2 separate regions of the Homo sapiens genome follow, and region 2 is linked to region 1. Evidence: read pairs that join two places in POLR2A ChIA-PET (ENCODE). Cell type or tissue: Panc1. All regions are shown on one strand. Links, peaks and the distances in the headings refer to the core of each region. The heading gives the core; the rest is flanking DNA. Region 1 holds the start of MVB12A (multivesicular body subunit 12A). Region 2 overlaps NIBAN3 (niban apoptosis regulator 3).

Region 1 (8,320 bases), core at 118-8,117:
GGGCGCGGAAAGCCGGCAAGACCTTTTTTTCCGCCATCATCGCTCACGCGCGCAACCCTGGCGACGCGTGGTGGCGAGGCTCCGCCTCCCCACGCCATTGGCCAGCAGCTCCTCGGGCACGCGTATACTGCGCTTCCGGGCAATCTCCGCCCCCCCCCCCCGCATGGCCTTCTGGGAGTTGTAGTTCGGTCGCGAGCGCTGCCGTCGGGAGGCGCTCCGAGGTTCGAGGCTGTGCCCCGCGACCCCGCCTTCGGCGCTCGGCTCGCAGGATGGATCCCGTACCCGGGACAGACTCGGCGCCGCTGGCTGGCCTGGCCTGGTCGTCGGCCTCTGCACCCCCGCCGCGGGGGTTCAGCGCGGTGAGCGGCGTCGAGGGGCGGGGGTCGAATGGGGGAGGCAGTCGCTGTGGGGTGGGAGTCCGGCGCTGACCCGCGTCCTCCCGGTAGATCTCCTGCACCGTCGAGGGGGCACCCGCCAGCTTTGGCAAGAGCTTCGCGCAGAAATCTGGCTACTTCCTGTGCCTTAGTTCTCTGGGCAGCCTAGAGGTAAGAGGTGCCCACCTTCGGAACCACCAGGGTCTGCCCACCTCCCCTGCCCATTCACGGTGCCCTATGCCAGGTGCGCTGTCCCCGCTGCTAGCCACCCTCGCCGTGTCCCCCTTCCACCCCCAGAACCCGCAGGAGAACGTGGTGGCCGATATCCAGATCGTGGTGGACAAGAGCCCCCTGCCGCTGGGCTTCTCCCCCGTCTGCGACCCCATGGATTCCAGTAAGGGCTGCTTCGGAGGCGAGAGTTGTCCGGGTCCCTTGCAGGGAGGAGCGGGGGAGGAGGGACGACGGGCGCGCGGTATCTGAGCCTCGGCTGCCCCCTGGCACACGGGGTGATGACAGGGTTGGCTGAGGACTCAGAGCCCTGCCCTAGGGTGGACCGACATCCCCTGTCCTGATTCAAAATGTGTGATATGATTGGCACAGCCTGCATCCTCGAGTTAAGTGTTCAGTCCACGCCACCTGTTTCACTACTGTTGTGCTACTTGTGTCTTTTTACACCATAGCCAAGCAAAACCACTGCGCAGTTTTCTTTTTCATTTCCAGGCTTTGCACACGCCGCTTCCTCTGCCTGGGGCACTTTTTCTCTCCTTTTTGTAGCTCATTCTCCGTCCTCCGTCAGATGTCACCTTCACCCTTCCCTACCCCTCCTCTTCTGGGCCCACAACCCTAGTGCAGCCCTCCCAGCCCCACCTGAACTTTCCCACCCTTTCTTGTCATTTTTATTTGACTCAGGCTATATTCATTCATACTAGAGTTGGCAAACCTTTTTTTTTTTTTTTTTCTTCAGACGGAGTTTCGCTCTTGTTGCCCAGGCTGGAGTGCAATGGCGCGATCTCAGCTCACCACAACCTCCGACTCCCGGGTTCAAGCGATTCTCCTGCCTCATCCTCCAGAGTAGCTGGGATTACAGGCATGCGCCACCACGCCTGGCTAATTTTGTATTTTTAGTAGAGACGGGGTTTCTCCATGTTGGTCAGGCTGGTTTCGAACTCGTGACCTCAGGTGATCCACCTGCCTGGGCCTCCCAAAGTGCTGGGATTACAGGCGTGAGCCACCGCACCCGGCCAAACTTTTTTTCTTTATTTTTTCTTAGAGTTGGCAAACTTTTATGTAAAGGGCCTTATAGTAAATATTTTAGGCTTTACAGGGCAGATGATGTGTTTTGCATATTCAATTTTTTTACAATTCCTTAAAAATGTAAAAATCACTCTTAACACATCAGCTGTATGAAACCAGGCCTTAGGCTTGGTGTGGTGGTTCACACCTGTAATCCCAGCACTTTGGGAGCCTGAGGCGGGCAGATCACCTGAGGTCAGGAGTTCCAGACCAGCCTGGCCAACATGGTGAAACCCTGTCTCTACTAAAAATACAAAATTAGCTGGGCATGGTGGTGGGCGCCTGTAGTCCCAGCTACTTGGGAGGCTGAGGCAAGAGAATTGTTTGAACCTGGGAGGCGGAGGTTGGAGTGAGCTGAGATTGCGCCATTGCACTCCAGCCTGGGCGACAGAGTGAGACTCTGTCTCAAAAAGAAAAGAAAAGAAAACAGACCTTGAGCCAGATTTGGCTCATGGGTGCTAGTTGTCCAACCTCTATAGGATTAGAGGGCTCATGGAAAGTAAGTTTTGAGGGCCACGATGGGCACCCAGCTCTGTCCGATTCCACAGCTAGCCACCCCATGAATGCAGCTTCATATCACCAAAGATCAGCCTACTCCAGCGGTTCCTAAAGGCTGCATGGAATCCCCTCCTTCATCTATACCATTCATGATTTAACCACTCCTCCCACCCCCATCCCCAATGTTGTCCATGTGGCTGCCTTAAACAGCACCCTGGCGAGCCTCATCCTAGAGTCATCTTTGGGCCTTCCCACCCCTGCCTGGCTTCCCTCTCTCACTCCCCTACCCCCCACTCCCAGAGGCCTCTGTGTCCAAGAAGAAACGCATGTGTGTGAAGCTGTTGCCCCTGGGAGCCACGGACACGGCTGTGTTTGATGTCCGGCTGAGTGGGAAGACCAAGACAGTGCCTGGATACCTTCGAATAGGGTAGGGCCACCCCCCAGTGTCTAGCCACCTTCCCTGCCCTCCCAACTCATGATCTCACCAATCTGACCCTCAAGGACACCCCTGAGGTCTCCTGTTCCTTCTTCTACCTTCTGAGCCTCAGATTCTGCATGTTAAAACCGGGACATATATATCATCTTGTAGGACTGTCATTAGGAGTCAGTGACTTGGTGTCTAAAGTAGACATAACAGGACTGGGCGCGGTGGCTCACGCCTGTAATCCCAGCACTTTGGGAGGCTGAGGCGGGCCGATCACAAGGTCAGGAGATCGAGACCATCCTGACTAACATGTTGAAACCCCATCTCTACTGAAAATACAAAAAATTAGCCGGGTATGGTGGCACACGCCTGTAGTCCCAGCTACTTGGGAGGCTGAGGCAGGAAAATCACTTGAACCTGGAAGGCGGAGGTTGCAGTGAGTTGAGATCGCGCCACTGCACTCCAGTCTGGGGCGACAGAGCGAGACTCCGTCTCAAAAATAAAATAAAATAAATAAAAATAAAGTAGACAGAACGGTGATTTGAACCCAGCAGTATTAGTTTGGTGTGGTGCTTCGGGTGTGGGTCAAGATGCTGAAACAAAAATCCCCCAAAAGACTGGGCACGGTGGCTCACGCCTGTAGTCCCAGCACTTTGGAAGGCCAAGGCGGGCGGATCACCTGAGGTCAGGAGTTCGAGACCAGCCTGGCCAACATGGTGAAACTCCGTTTCTACTTAAAAAAAAAAAAAAAAAAAAAAAATTAGCTGGGCATGGTTGCCTGTAATCCCAGCTAATCCAGAGGCTGAGGCAGGAGAATCGTTTGAACCTGGGAGGTGGAGATTGCAGTGAGTCTAGATTGCGCCATTGCACTCCAGCCTGGGCAACATGAGCGAAACTCCGTCCCCAAAAAAAAAAAAAAAAAAAATTCCCCCAAAAGACAGAGGTCACCTGCATGCCCGGGTCCCCCGCCTTCTCCAGGGGCTATCCTCAACCCTGGCCCCACACCGGGCCAGCATCCCTCCCACCTTCCCTCCTGGTCCAGGGACATGGGCGGCTTTGCCATCTGGTGCAAGAAGGCCAAGGCCCCGAGGCCAGTGCCCAAGCCCCGAGGTCTCAGCCGGGACATGCAGGGCCTCTCTCTGGATGCAGCCAGCCAGCCAAGGTGAGTCCTCAGGCACCGGAGTGGGGGTGGCCGTTGTGGGAGGATGAGGCTTAACCTGAGTCATCCCACCTCCAGTAAGGGCGGCCTCCTGGAGCGGACAGCGTCAAGGCTGGGCTCTCGGGCATCCACTCTGCGGAGGAATGACTCCATCTACGAGGCCTCCAGCCTCTATGGCATCTCAGGTGAGCACAGAGTGGGGAAACTGAGGCGTGGAAGTGGAGGGTGTGACTGTCTTGAGATTACACAACCAGGAAGGATCTTCCTACTTCCCTCTCCCAACTCTGGATTCTGTAAAGACTGAAGGAGCCAGGCTGTGCGGGTTGGGCCTCTGTGGGTGGGGTGGGCAGTTCCCTACACCTCACCTCCTCCCCTCGCACGTGTTTTTCAGCCATGGATGGGGTTCCCTTCACACTCCACCCACGATTTGAGGGCAAGAGCTGCAGCCCCCTGGTGAGTCGGGGTCTCAGGGAGCCTGGGTCTGCGCCTGCCATCACCATTCTGGGTGCCAGGACATCCCTGTATCCAGTGCCCCAGCACAGAGGGCCACATCCTGGGTTGGGGCTGGAGTGTGTCACCTCCAGGTGGCAGCTGGAAGGTCTTCAGTCTTAGAATGGGGAGGGATCCATCCAGAGAAAGCAGCTGGACACCAGTAGCTAGAGGCTGTGACAAGAAGGGGGAGGGATGCTGGGCATGGTGGCTCACGACTGTGATCCCAGCACTTTGGGAGACCAAGGCAGGTGGATCACTTGAGGCCAGGAGATCGAGACCAGCCTGGCCAACATGGTGAAACCTCGTCTCTATTGAAAATACAAAAATTAGCCAGGCGCGGCTTTAGAGACTTTGTCTCTAAAAACAAAACAAAACAAACAAGAAAAATAAGGGGGAGGGATGTCCGAGGGAATATTCGGGGAGTGTTGGGGGGAGGGCAGGACCCCTTGAAGACGAAGGAAAGGGGGTTTCAGGTTGAGATCGGGCCCAAGGCTGACCCACCTCTGCCCGCCAGGCCTTCTCTGCTTTTGGGGACCTGACCATCAAGTCTCTGGCGGACATTGAGGAGGAGGTGGGTGCAGGGCTAGGGAGGAGGTGGGTGCAGGGCTAGGGAGGAGGTGCCTGAGGGGCCGGCACCCGCCCCTCGTCCGCCCCAGGCTGTCCCAGTTTTCCCCATCCCCGCTTTGCCCCAGACACACACCATCTCTCCAGGGCAGAAGACCACTCAAGTCCCTAAGTACCCACTCTGCCATTCCTCAGTCACTCCCCCTTTGGCCCTCTCTTTACTCTGGCACCTGTTCACTCTCTCTCTCCCCATCCCCCAGTATAACTACGGCTTCGTGGTGGAGAAGACCGCGGCTGCCCGCCTGCCCCCCAGCGTCTCATAGTCCCTCACCCTTCCGCGGAAAGAGCCCCCTTACTCCACCTCCCCGCCAGCCTGGGGCCACCCCCCCTCACTGCATCCTGGGGCCACCCCCACTCACTGCATCCTGGGAACCTTCGCCCTGCAAGGCGTTTGCTATCTTCAGCCACTGGGCGGAGCTGCAGCCCTGGAGGAGGGGGCGGGTCGAGGCTGCGTGGTGATGGGGTCTCCGCCCCCACGCCCTGCCGGGCAGGGCTGGAGCTGGACAGAAGCCAGTGCCTTTAAGTCATTTGTGTCAAAACCCTCTGGGGTCCGGAGGCTGTGCGGGTGTCCTCCTGGCAATAAACACTACCCGGTTCTCGCCCTCTGGAGTCCTGATCCTGCCGCCTGTCCACACTAGGCACTCTTGCACCGGGCAAGTGGGTGAAATCATGGCAGGGAGGCGGTGCTGCTGGGTCTCCCGTTTGTTGTTGTTGTTGTTGTTGTTGTTTGTTTGTTTTTTTCTGAGACGGGGGTCTCCCTCTGTGTCCCAGGCTGGGGTACGGTGGCACGATCTCGGCTCACTGCAACCTCCGCCTCTGGGGTTCAAGCGATTCTCCTGCCTCAGCCTCCCGAGTGGTTGGGATTACAGGCGTCCGCCACTACGCCCGGCTAATTTTTTGTATTTTCTATAGACGGGGTTTCACTGTGTTGGCCAGGCTGGTCTTGAACTCCTGACCTCAGGTGATCCGCCCGCCTCGGCCTCCCAAAGTGCTGGGATTATGGGCGTGAACCATCGCGCCTGGCTTGGGTCTTCCATTCTACAGAGTGGGAAACAGGCTCAGGGAGTGAGTGAGTCTGGATTCTAGATCATAGAGAAGACCTTGTCCCGGCCCTTCATCATTGGGCATAATAATAAAACAAGTACTGTTTCTACTGCAGTGGCCACATCCCCAACACGCGATACACCATTATTACCTCATTCAGTCTCCCTACAACCCACTGGGAAGCTCAGGTTTTGTTGCCATTTTCCAGATAAAGAAACTGAGATGGGGATGCTAAGGCCACAACTGGGACTGAAACCCAGCAATTGCTGTCTTTTTTCTTTTCTTTTCTTTTCTTTTTTTTTTTTTGAGACAGAGTCTTGCTCTGTCACCCAGGCTGGAGTGCAGTGGCGTGATCTCGGCTCACTGCAAGCTCCACCTCCCAGGTTCACGCCGTTCTCTGGCCTCAGCCTCCTGAGTAGCTGGGACTACAGGCACCCACCACCACGCCCGGCTAATTTTTTATATTTGTGGTAGAGACAGAGTTTCACCGTGCTAGCCAGGATGGTCTCGATCTCCTGAGCTTGTGCTCCACCCTCCTCGGCCTCCCAAAGTGCTGGGATTACAGGTGTAAGCCACAGCGCCCAGGCCTTTTTTTTTTTTCTTTCTTTTTTTTTTTGAGACAGCGCCTCATGCTGTCACCCAGGCTGGGTGAAGTGGCATGATCTCGACTCACTGCAACCTCTGCCTCCCAGATTCAAGTGATTCTCCTGCCTCAGCCGGCACCCCTTGCTGCTGAGTAGCTGGGACTACAGGCTTGGGCCACCATAACCAGCTAATTTGTATTTTGTATTTTTAGTAGAGACAGCGTTTCACCTTGTTGGCCAGGCTGGTCTCAAAGTCCTGACCTCAAGTGATCCCCCGCCTTGGCCTCCCAAAGTGCTAGGATTACAGGTGTGAGCCACTGCGCCCGGCCCAGGCCACACCATTTTCATCCACCAATTCATACAACCTTGTTTTATGTACATTTGTTTAAAAACACCTTATTTAATATCTATGGTGGATTCATTTACATTGAACTCACAGCCAACAGCACCGAAACTCACGTCTGCATAAAGCTTCTCTATAATGGATTTTCTCCATGAGGTGCATCACAGACTTTTTTTTTTTTAAGTATTTTATTTTTGGCATGATCATAGCTCACTGCAGCCTTGACCTCCCGGGCTCAGGTGATCCTCCAATCTCAGCCTCCTGAGTAGCTGGGACTACAGGCTACACTGGGCTAATTTAAAATTTTTTTTGTACTGATGGGGGTCTCACTATATTGCCCAGGCTGGTCTTGAACTCCTGGCCTTGGGCAGTCCTCCTGCCTCGGCTCCCAATGTGCTGGGATTACAGGCATGAGCCGCCGAGCCCAGCCATTGCAGCCTTTTGGTACTTAGGAAGCCTGGACAGCATTTCGGTGTCTGGGGGAATTTCAATGGCAAAATCACCAACAAAAACCACAAGAACATGGCCAGGCACAGTGGCTCATGCTTGTAATCCCAGCACTTTGGGAGGCCGAGGTGGGTGGATCACCTGAGGTCAGGAGTTCGAGACCAGCCTGGCCAACATAGTGAAACCCCATCTCTACCAAAAATACAGAATTAGCCAGGCTTGGTGGCAGGTGCCTGTTATCCCAGCTACTTGGGACACTGAGGCAGCAGAATCGCTTGAACCCTGGTGGGTGGAGGTTGCAGTGAGCTGAGATTGTGCCACTGCACTCCAGGCTGTGCAACAAGAGTGAAACTCCATTTCAAAAAAAAAAAAAAAAAAAAGAGAAGAAATTCACCACCCTAAACTCACACCTTCCTTCTCCCATAAGTGCATGCCCATGGACGTGTACGATGGCTGCTATGCTGCTGTTTCTCCTCTGGGCTGTTGTAGTCTTGTGGTGGCCCACATTCTGCTGCAGTTGGAAACATCCCCAGATCTCTGTGGTTTAGAAAAGCTGGCCAGGCATGATGGCTGATACCTGTAATCCCAGCACTTTGGGAGGCCGAGGCAGGCAGATCACCTGAGGTCAGGAGTTCGAGACCAGCCTGGCCAACGTAGTGAAACCCTGTTTCTACTAAAAATATAAAAATTAGCTGCGTGTGGTGGCACACGCCTGTAATCCTAGCTGCTTGGGAGGCTGAGGCAGGAGAATCGCTTGAACCCGGGAGGTCAAGGTTGCAGTGAGCCAAGATTGCACCATTGCACTCCAGCTTTGGCAACAAGAGTGAAACTCCATCTCAAAAAGAAAAAGAAGAACTAAGGCTGTCATACTTGGAGTCTCACATCTGTAATCCCAGCACTTTTGGGGGCTGAGGCACGAGGATCGCTTGAGGCCAGGAGGTCGAGGCTGCAGTTTGCTATGATTGCGCCACTGCACTCCAGCCTGTGTGACAGAGTGAGACCCTGTCTCTAAATAAATAAATAAGTAAGGCAGGGCAC
Region 2 (8,320 bases), core at 262-8,261, 120 kb after region 1:
GTAGAGACGGGGTTTCACCACGTTGGCCAGGCTGGTCTCGAACTCCTGACCTCACGTGATCCGCCTGCCTCAGGCTCCCAAAGTGCTGGGATTACAGGCATGACCCACCTCGCCTGGCCTGGATTGTTGGGTTTTATCGCAGTCTGTGTTTATCATCCTGGAAAGTGGAACAAAACACTGGAGACAGGATACCCTAAATATTTCTTTTCATATACTTATGTTTTTAATAAAAAATATCTTGTGCAGGCTGGTCTGGAACTCCTGGGCCCAAGGGATCCTCCCACTTCAGCCTCCAAAGGTGCTGGGATTACAGGCATGAGCCACCGCGGCTGGTCCCCAAATAAATTAACCAAAGCTGAATTCACTTATTTTGTCTTGTCAATAATTCTAGGTCATCGGTATCACTGTTAACCCCATTTGGGCAGGAAAATCACAGCTCATAGAGCTGTGTGCCCTAGTCATAGAGCTAGAAAGTAGCTTGGCCAGGCTGGGCACAATGGCTCACACCTGTAATCCTAGTACTTTGGGAGGCTGAGGCAGGCAGATCGCTTGAGCTCAGGAGTTCAAGACCAGCCTGGGTAACATAGTGAGACCCTGTCCCTTTTGTTAAAAAAAGAAAGAAAATGAAAGTGGTTTGGTCAGGTTGGAACCCGGGTCTGACTGACTCCAAAACCCCACATAAAGCCGGACGACTCAGATAACATCCCAGCTTGAATGGATTGGTGGTGGCTGCCAGGAGGACTGTATTAAGGATGCTAAGGCTGGAAAACAGTTCTGGGATGGATTGGTGATGTCTGCCTTGGGCATGCAGTGGAAGAAGGTGACCCTGCCTCCCCCAAAACTGTGCCCCACCCAGTGCTGTTGGAATAAGGATGGTGGCAAGTATCGTGGTATGACTCATATTTATCGAGCAACTGCCCATGCCAGGGACTGCTGTATGCATTTCAGGGGTATTTTCTCCTAGTGAATGAACGTCTAGAAGATGCGACCTCCTGTTTGTTTTCAGGAGACCATACTCAGGAAGAGCCTGACTCCCTCTTGGAAGTGCCTGTGAGCTTCCCGCTGTTCCTGCAGCACCCCTTCCGCCGGCACCTCTGCTTCTCTGCAGCCACCAGGGAGGCACAGCATGCCTGGAGGCTGGCCCTGCAGGGTGGCATCCGGCTTCAGGGCATAGGTGGGTCTCAGGACGGGTCAGACATTTGTGGGGCTAATGGTCTGGGGTCAGATGGCTCAGCCTCTGTTGGCTCGGGACCTCTCCAGGCCTCACTTTCTTTACCCAGAAAATGGGTTTTTAGGCCAGGTGTGGTGGTTCATGCCTGTAATTCTAGCATTTTGGGAGGCCGAGGCAGGCAGATCACCCAATGTCAGGAGTTCGAGACCAGCCTGGACAACATGGCGAAATCCTGTCTCTACTAAAAATACAAAAATTAGCTGGGCATGGTGGAAGGCACCTGTAATCCCAGCCACTCGGGAGGCTGAGGCAGGAGAATCACTTGAACCCGGGAGGTGGAGGTTGCAGTGAGCCAAGATCGCGGCACTGCACTCCAGCCTGGGCAACAAGAGCAAAACTCCATCACACACACACACACACACGAGAAGAAAATGGGTTGTTGGGGGAGCCAGAAGGGACACCAGGCAGTTGTGAGTGACTAGGGCTGTAACAGAGACACACAGGGTGCTATGGGAGCTCAGCCTGAGGGATGGGGGTTAGAGCAGGCTTCCCAGATGAGGGGAAGCTGGGGTCTGTAAAAGATGAAGGACTAGCCGCTGGGCGCGGTGGCTCACACCTGTAATCCCAGCACTTTGGGAGGCCGAGGCGGGAGGATCACGAGGTCAGGAGATTGAGACCATCCTCGCTAACACGGTGAAACCCCATCTCTACTAAAAATACAAAAAATTAGCCGAGCGTGGTGGCAGGCGCCTGTAGTCCCAGCTACTCGGGAGGCTGAGGCAGGAGAATGGCATGAACCCAGGAGGTGGAGCTTGCAGTAAGCCGAGATGGTGCCACTGCACTCCAGCCTGGGCAACAGAGTGAGACTCTGTCTTAAAAAAAAAAAAAAAAAAAGATGAGGGGCCAGCCAGATGAAGAAGGGGAATAGGTCAGGCACAGTGGCGTGGTGGCATGAGCTTGTGGTCTCAGCTACTCAGGAGGCTTAGGTGGGAGGATCACTTGAGCCCAGGACTTGGAGGCTGCAGTAAGCAATGATCATGCTACCGCACTTCAGCCTGAGCAACAGAGAGACCCCCTGAGAAAGAGAGAGAAAAGAAAAGAAAAGAGGAGAGAAGAGAACAGAAGAAAGAAAAGAAGGAAAAAGAAAGGAAAGAAAAAGAAAAGAAAGGAGAAAGAAAGAAGAAAGAAAGCAAGAAAGAAAGAAAGAGAAAGAAAGAAAGAGAGGGAGGGAGGGAAAGGAAGGAAGAAAGGGAGGAAGGGAAAGAGAGAAAGAAAAAAGTAGGGGAGCAGCAGGACTGACACACACAGTTGGGCAGGTTGTTGACTGCACAAACGATGCAACTAGAGGAACAGCTAGTGGCTGCAGTATGTATGGCCTGAACTGCTGGTCACGGGGCTGTGGCTGCCAGTAGAGGGTTCCTTCTAAGTTGAATAAACATGATGGTCTTGGGGGACTGTGTTCCCTGTGGAGGGCATTGCCTATGCAAAGTTCCAGAGATGGGTGAGACTTGGGTGTTGGGGACCTGGCCAGGCGGAGGGCTTCCTCCCCGGGCCATCGGGAGCCAGGCAGGGGAGCTACCAGCAGGCACTGAGGAGCAGCCCCTCTCAGTCCTGCAGCGAAGCCAGGCCCCTGCTGCCCGGGCCTTCCTGGACGCCGTCCGACTCTACCGGCAGCACCAAGGCCACTTTGGCGACGACGACGTGACCCTAGGCTCAGACGCCGAGGTTAGTGCCCCGCGAGGCCGCACCCGGGACCCCCAGGACCCTCCCGGCCGACCGCGGCGCCCATGGCCCCCTCTCCTGCAGGTGCTGACCGCGGTGCTGATGCGGGAGCAACTTCCCGCGCTGCGAGCCCAGACCCTTCCTGGCCTGCGGGGGGCAGGCCGCGCCCGCGCCTGGGCCTGGACCGAGGTATGCACGGCGTCCGGATCCGGGATAGGGGGCGGGATGCGGGCGTTCGGGTTCCCCTCCCACGACTGTCGCCTAAACCCTCTCCCGATCTCTCTGACCCCCATCCCCGCCCCGTGTCTCGGCTTTGTCCCCCCTCGACCGGTCTGGGCAGCTTCTAGACGCCGTTCACGCAGCTGTCCTGGCCGGGGCCTCCGCCGGGCTCTGCGCCTTCCAGCCCGAAAAGGACGAGCTGCTTGCGTCGCTGGAGAAGACGATCCGCCCGGACGTGGACCAGCTGCTGCGGCAGCGGGCGCGTGTGGCGGGGCGGCTGAGGAGTGAGGCCCTGGGGCGGAGCCTGGGCTGGGAGGGGCGAGGCGATGCTGGGGAAAAAGGGGCGTGACCTAAGCGAAGAATGGGCTTGAAGTTATGTAAAATGGGGGCGTGGTCAGAGAGGGGCGGGGCCAAGCATAGGATGTGCAAGGGAACGGGTGGGGAAGGGGCGGGGCCAAAGCGAGGCGGTGGGCGTGGTCTTGTGGTCGAGGCACTGGGGGCGGGGCCTAGAGTCTGTCCGGAGGAAACCAGGTCCTAAGGGGGCTGCTTGGATACAAAAAGGGCGGGGCCTCAGCGGGGGATAGGCGTGGCCTTGAGGCTGAGGCTCGAGGAGTTGAGGCCCAGAGCCGGGCCAATGCGGGTGGGCGGGCCTGGGAAGTAGAACAGCGGAGGAGGGGCGGGGGTAAAGGCTGATACATGGGCAGCGGTGGGCCAAGGTGGCCCCTACAAAGACCCAGGTGGGAATCCTGACTGGGCCCGCCCCTCCGAGGCTCAGTTTTCTCATCATTACAATGGGTAGAAGAGGGCGCTCAGCGTCCCTGCTCGCGTCCCCCTCGCGAGGGCCCCTGCACATCCCCATCTGTGAGGCACCTTGCGGAGGGGACTCCAGACCAGTGTCTTCCACTCCCAGCGGATATCAGGGGACCGCTCGAGTCGTGCCTGCGCCGGGAGGTGGACCCGCAGCTGCCCCGGGTCGTGCAGACCCTGCTGCGCACCGTGGAAGCCTCGCTCGAGGCGGTGCGGACCCTCCTGGCTCAAGGCATGGACCGACTGTCCCACCGCCTGCGCCAGAGCCCCTCAGGCACGCGGCTGCGCAGGGAGGTGAGCTCCCGTGGGTAGGGGTTCAGTGAGCCAGAGGGTGATGTGTTAACTTGAGTCTTTCCTGTGGAGAATCTTCACTGAATTTGTTCTAGGCTGCTTTTTACTTATTGTGGACCCATCACCATGCTATGGTCAGTGGAGCACAGTTTTTGTTTGTTTTTTGTTTTTGAGACAGGGGTGTCGCTCTGTCACCCTGGCTGAAGTGTAGTGGCACAATCTTAACTCACTGCAGCCTCGACCTCCCGGGCTTAATCAATCCTCTTACTTTAGCATCCCAAGTAGCTGGAAATACAGGCGCACGCCACCAAGCCCAGCTAATTTTTTAATTTTTTTGTAGAGATGGGGGTCTTGCTTTGTTGCCCAGGCTGGTCTCAAACTCCTGGGCTCAAGCGATCTGCCTGCATTGGCCTCCCAAAGTGCTGGGATTACAGGCTTGAGCCACCGCACTGGCCATGGAACACAGTTTAAAACGTGAGGGGAAAGGAGTTGGATGAGAAAAGTGGCAATTTAGCAAAATCAGTCTGAGGTCATCCCCCAAACTCCTCCTCCCATTCCCCTGTAGGGCAACAACCCAGAGAATTCTGCTCAAGGCAGGTCACCTCAGTGCATCTGATATACAAGTAGCACCTAAAATACATACATACATATATACATACATACATACATACATACATACATACATACATACATAGAATAGCACCTACTATGTACCAGGCAACCTTCAACTCATTCTTAAGCCTCCATTTCCTAATCACCTTCTCCAGGAACTGTCCCTGGTCCCCTCTATGTCTTGCAGTAGCCTGTGCTTCTCTTATCACAGCCTGACTTTCATACCACTGTGGGTGATTTCTATACTCTGTCTCCCCTAATTTGTAAGCAGAGACTGGGTTAGAGTATTCCATTTCTGCAGCCCCAGGGCCCAGCACAGACAGAACATGAGATGGTATTCACAGATCTGGGCCAGGAAATGTGCTCATTTCCTCTCAATTGTGCCAGCATCGCTTGTTATAGTTTTTTCAGGTTTTATCATTTTATGTCCATGACACCGTGCCTCACTGCTACTTATTTTATTTTATTTTATTTTATTTTATTTTATTTTATTTTATTTTATTTTATTTTATTTTTGAGACAGAGTCTCATTTTGCCGCCCAGGCTGAAGTGCAGTGGTGCGATCTTGGCTCACTGCAACCTCCTGGGTTCAAGCAATTCTCATGCCTCAGCCTCCCAAGTAGCTGGGAGTACAGGTGTGTGCCACTACACCTAGCTAATTTTTGTATTTTTAGTTGAGACAGGGTTTCACCATGCTGGCCAGGCTGGTATCGAACTCCTCACCTCAAGTGATCCACCCACCTCGGCCTCCCAAACTGATGGGACTACAGGTGTGAGCCACCATGCCTGGCCCACCACTATTGTATTATGAGTTTCTTTGGTGACAGCTGAGACGGGATGTATTTTCATTTGTGTTTCTCCTTTGGTGAATTGGTAATGGGGTCCCTGGCCCTTTGCAATCAGCTGACAGCATTTTTCCCCCAAAACTGCTTCCGGGAGCACAGGTTTACTCATTTGGGGAGATGCCGTGGGACTTGGCGCTGATGCAGACATGCTACCGTGAGGCCGAGCGGAGCCGGGGGCGCTTGGGGCAGCTGGCAGCACCGTTTGGCTTTCTGGGGATGCAGAGCCTCGTGTTTGGGGCCCAAGATCTTGCACAGCAGGTGAGGGTGAGAGGAGGCTGGGATGAGGCCAGGCTGTGAAGACAGCCTCCACTGACCTCCTGCTAAGTGTGCCCTGGAGAGACCACGATGATCGAGACAACTCCGCGGGGCTGCCAGTCTCATGGGGACATGAGCCCGTGACCAGGCAGCAGCCACATGTGGTGGACAGAGCTGGGGCAGGGTGTACAGGGAGCGCCAAGGATGTTCCTGATCCACCTCTGGGGTTGACAGGACTTTCAGGAGGAGGGGACTTCCAACATGGGAGAGCAATGGGAGGAATGGCGTTGCCACCAGTCCCGAGTGAATAGTGTTGAGAGTGCTTGTCTGCATTTGGGGAACGTGGAGCAATTTTTCAGAAATGGGGAAGATAGGCCGGCGACATGGACGGGCAGATCGCGCAGTGCCTTGAGCGTGGGGCTAAGGGGTGAGCTCTTTCCTGAGGGCAATGGGGAGCCAGAGCAGGTATGTGAGCAGGGGGAGGGCATGGCTGGATTTAAGGTTTAGGAAGCTTTGCCTGCCATAGGGAGCACAGGCTGTTGGGGACAGGAAAAGAGGAGGCAGGGAGGAGGCCTGCACCAGGATGGGGGATGTCAGTGGGGAGAAGCAATAAGTGTTTTGAAGTCTGAGATGGGACCTGCTGATGGACATGGTGACAGAAGAAGACAGAGAGTGAGATGATCCAGCACTACCTGGCACAGTTGTTCAGTTTGTGCACTGCACAAAAGCACTCAGTGGAGGAGGCTGAACTCTGGCTGGCTCCCTACTCCCCATTCTGGGCATCCTGGCACCATCTCCCAGAGGGAAGGGGCTTTCTGTCAGTTTGCACATAGTCCCCCACAGACTAGACAATCCCCAGGTCCTGAGAGGAGGGGAAAGGTGTTTCCTGGGACAAGGAGGAGGAGGTTGGGCAGAGGTGGCTGGTTGGAACAGGTTGGATGCTGAGAAGGGGTCAGCTGGGCAGGAGTGGGGCCCGGGAGGCTGGAGCACAGATTCTGGGGTCATCATAGCATCTCCTCCCACAGCTCATGGCTGACGCCGTGGCCACCTTCCTGCAGCTGGCTGACCAGTGTCTGACGACGGCCCTCAACTGTGACCAGGCTGCCCAGAGGCTGGAGAGAGTCAGGGGGCGCGTGCTGAAGGTGTGTTCTGTGGGTACGGGGTGGCATGGGGTGGCAGTGGGCCTGGGTGCTCAGATGGTTGCTGGACGCACCGCTGGGTGTGTTGTGCAGAAATTCAAATCGGACAGCGGGTTGGCGCAGAGGAGGTTCATCCGAGGCTGGGGTCTCTGCATCTTTTTACCTTTTGTGCTGAGCCAACTCGAGCCAGGCTGCAAAAAGGTGAGTTAATGGGAAGTGTGCAAGAGGGTCTGACAGCATCACCATGCATCCACTTAAAGTGGGCAAGAATGCTCTTTGAGGCTGGGCGCAGTGGCTCATGCCTGTAATCCCAGCAATTTGGGAGGCCAAGGCAGGCAGATCACAAGGTCAGGAGTTCGAGACTAGCCTGGCTAACATAGTGAAACCCTGTCTCTACTAAAAATACAAAAAATTAGCCAGGCATGGTGATGGGCGCCTGTAATTCCAGCTACTCAGGAGGCTGAAGCAGGAAAATCGCTTGAACCCGGGAGGGGAAGGTTGCAGTGAGCCGAGATCGCGCCATTGCACTCCAGCCTGGGCGACAGAGTGAAACTCAGTCTCAAAAAAAAAAAAAAAAAAGAATGCTCTTTGATCATTAGAGACCATTTGACCTTAATCCTAGCACTTTGGGAGGCCAAAGTGTGGGGATTGCTTGAGGCCAGGAGATCAGTCTGTACAACATAGTGAAACTCCATCTCTATAAAAATACAGAAGTTAGCCAGGCGTGACAGCATGTGCCTGTGGTCCCAGCTACTCTGGAGGCCAAGAGGTGGGAGGATCAATTGAGCCTAGGAAGTCGAGGCTGCAGTGAGCTAGGATCGCACCACTGCACTCCAGCCTGGGCAACAGAGCAAGGGCCTGTCTCTTTTTAAGAGACTTCCATACCCTGAGCCCTGGAGCTGGGTCAGGTGGCTTTTCTGGGCTTCCACAATGCCCTCTGCTTCACCTATGACGGGGTTCATTACCCTGTGTCTGCCACAGAAGAGCTGGGATGGGTCCCACACATCGCATATCACCTGGTGACATGGGCATCAGTGGAGGGAGGAGGTGGATGGAGAGTGGGTAAGGGTTGGGTGGGGAGTTACCAGGGAGTCAGGAAGGATGTCCCTGTGAAATGAAGGCATGGGCCATGTCCCGGGAAGGGCATTCCAGGCAGAGGGCACAGCATGTGCAAAGGCCCTGAGGCCTGACCATGCCTGGTGTGTTGGAGGAACAGTGACAAGGTGGGTGTGGCTGAAGCTCAGTGAGTGGAAGAGTGG

What was found. Peaks named below come from ENCODE experiments on the same cell type or tissue, not always from the same donor. Only the 100,000 strongest peaks of a DNase experiment are listed, where the experiment ranks them.
Region 2: POLR2A ChIA-PET joins it to region 1 with 7 read pairs; 4 of 35 experiments call an interaction of 5 or more read pairs at or near these places.

Annotation. Positions count from the first base shown.
Region 1 is chr19:17,419,867-17,428,186 of GRCh38, forward strand. It overlaps MVB12A (multivesicular body subunit 12A), which reads left to right and starts at 181. Exons shown (of 9, transcript NM_138401.4): 1 at 181-359; 2 at 447-545; 3 at 672-768; 4 at 2,466-2,592; 5 at 3,632-3,751; 6 at 3,827-3,933; 7 at 4,140-4,201; 8 at 4,755-4,811; 9 at 5,065-5,466. The coding sequence starts at 270. The coding sequence ends at 5,127. RefSeq lists silencers at 1-137, 278-507 and an enhancer at 3,987-4,512. In Panc1, for the core only: no CTCF peak of the experiment used is centred there; no DNase peak of the experiment used is centred there; H3K4me3 peaks cover 1,134 bases; H3K27ac peaks cover 808 bases.
Region 2 is chr19:17,536,370-17,544,689 of GRCh38, forward strand. It overlaps NIBAN3 (niban apoptosis regulator 3), which reads left to right. Exons shown (of 15, transcript NM_001321827.2): 5 at 1,007-1,174; 6 at 2,781-2,896; 7 at 2,978-3,082; 8 at 3,234-3,396; 9 at 4,023-4,213; 10 at 5,767-5,925; 11 at 6,948-7,064; 12 at 7,155-7,262. Among named protein-coding and RNA genes, the nearest start is that of NIBAN3, 13 kb to the left of the region's middle. RefSeq lists silencers at 2,918-3,007, 3,418-3,737. In Panc1, for the core only: no CTCF peak of the experiment used is centred there; a DNase peak (open chromatin) is centred at 3,502; H3K4me3 peaks cover 978 bases.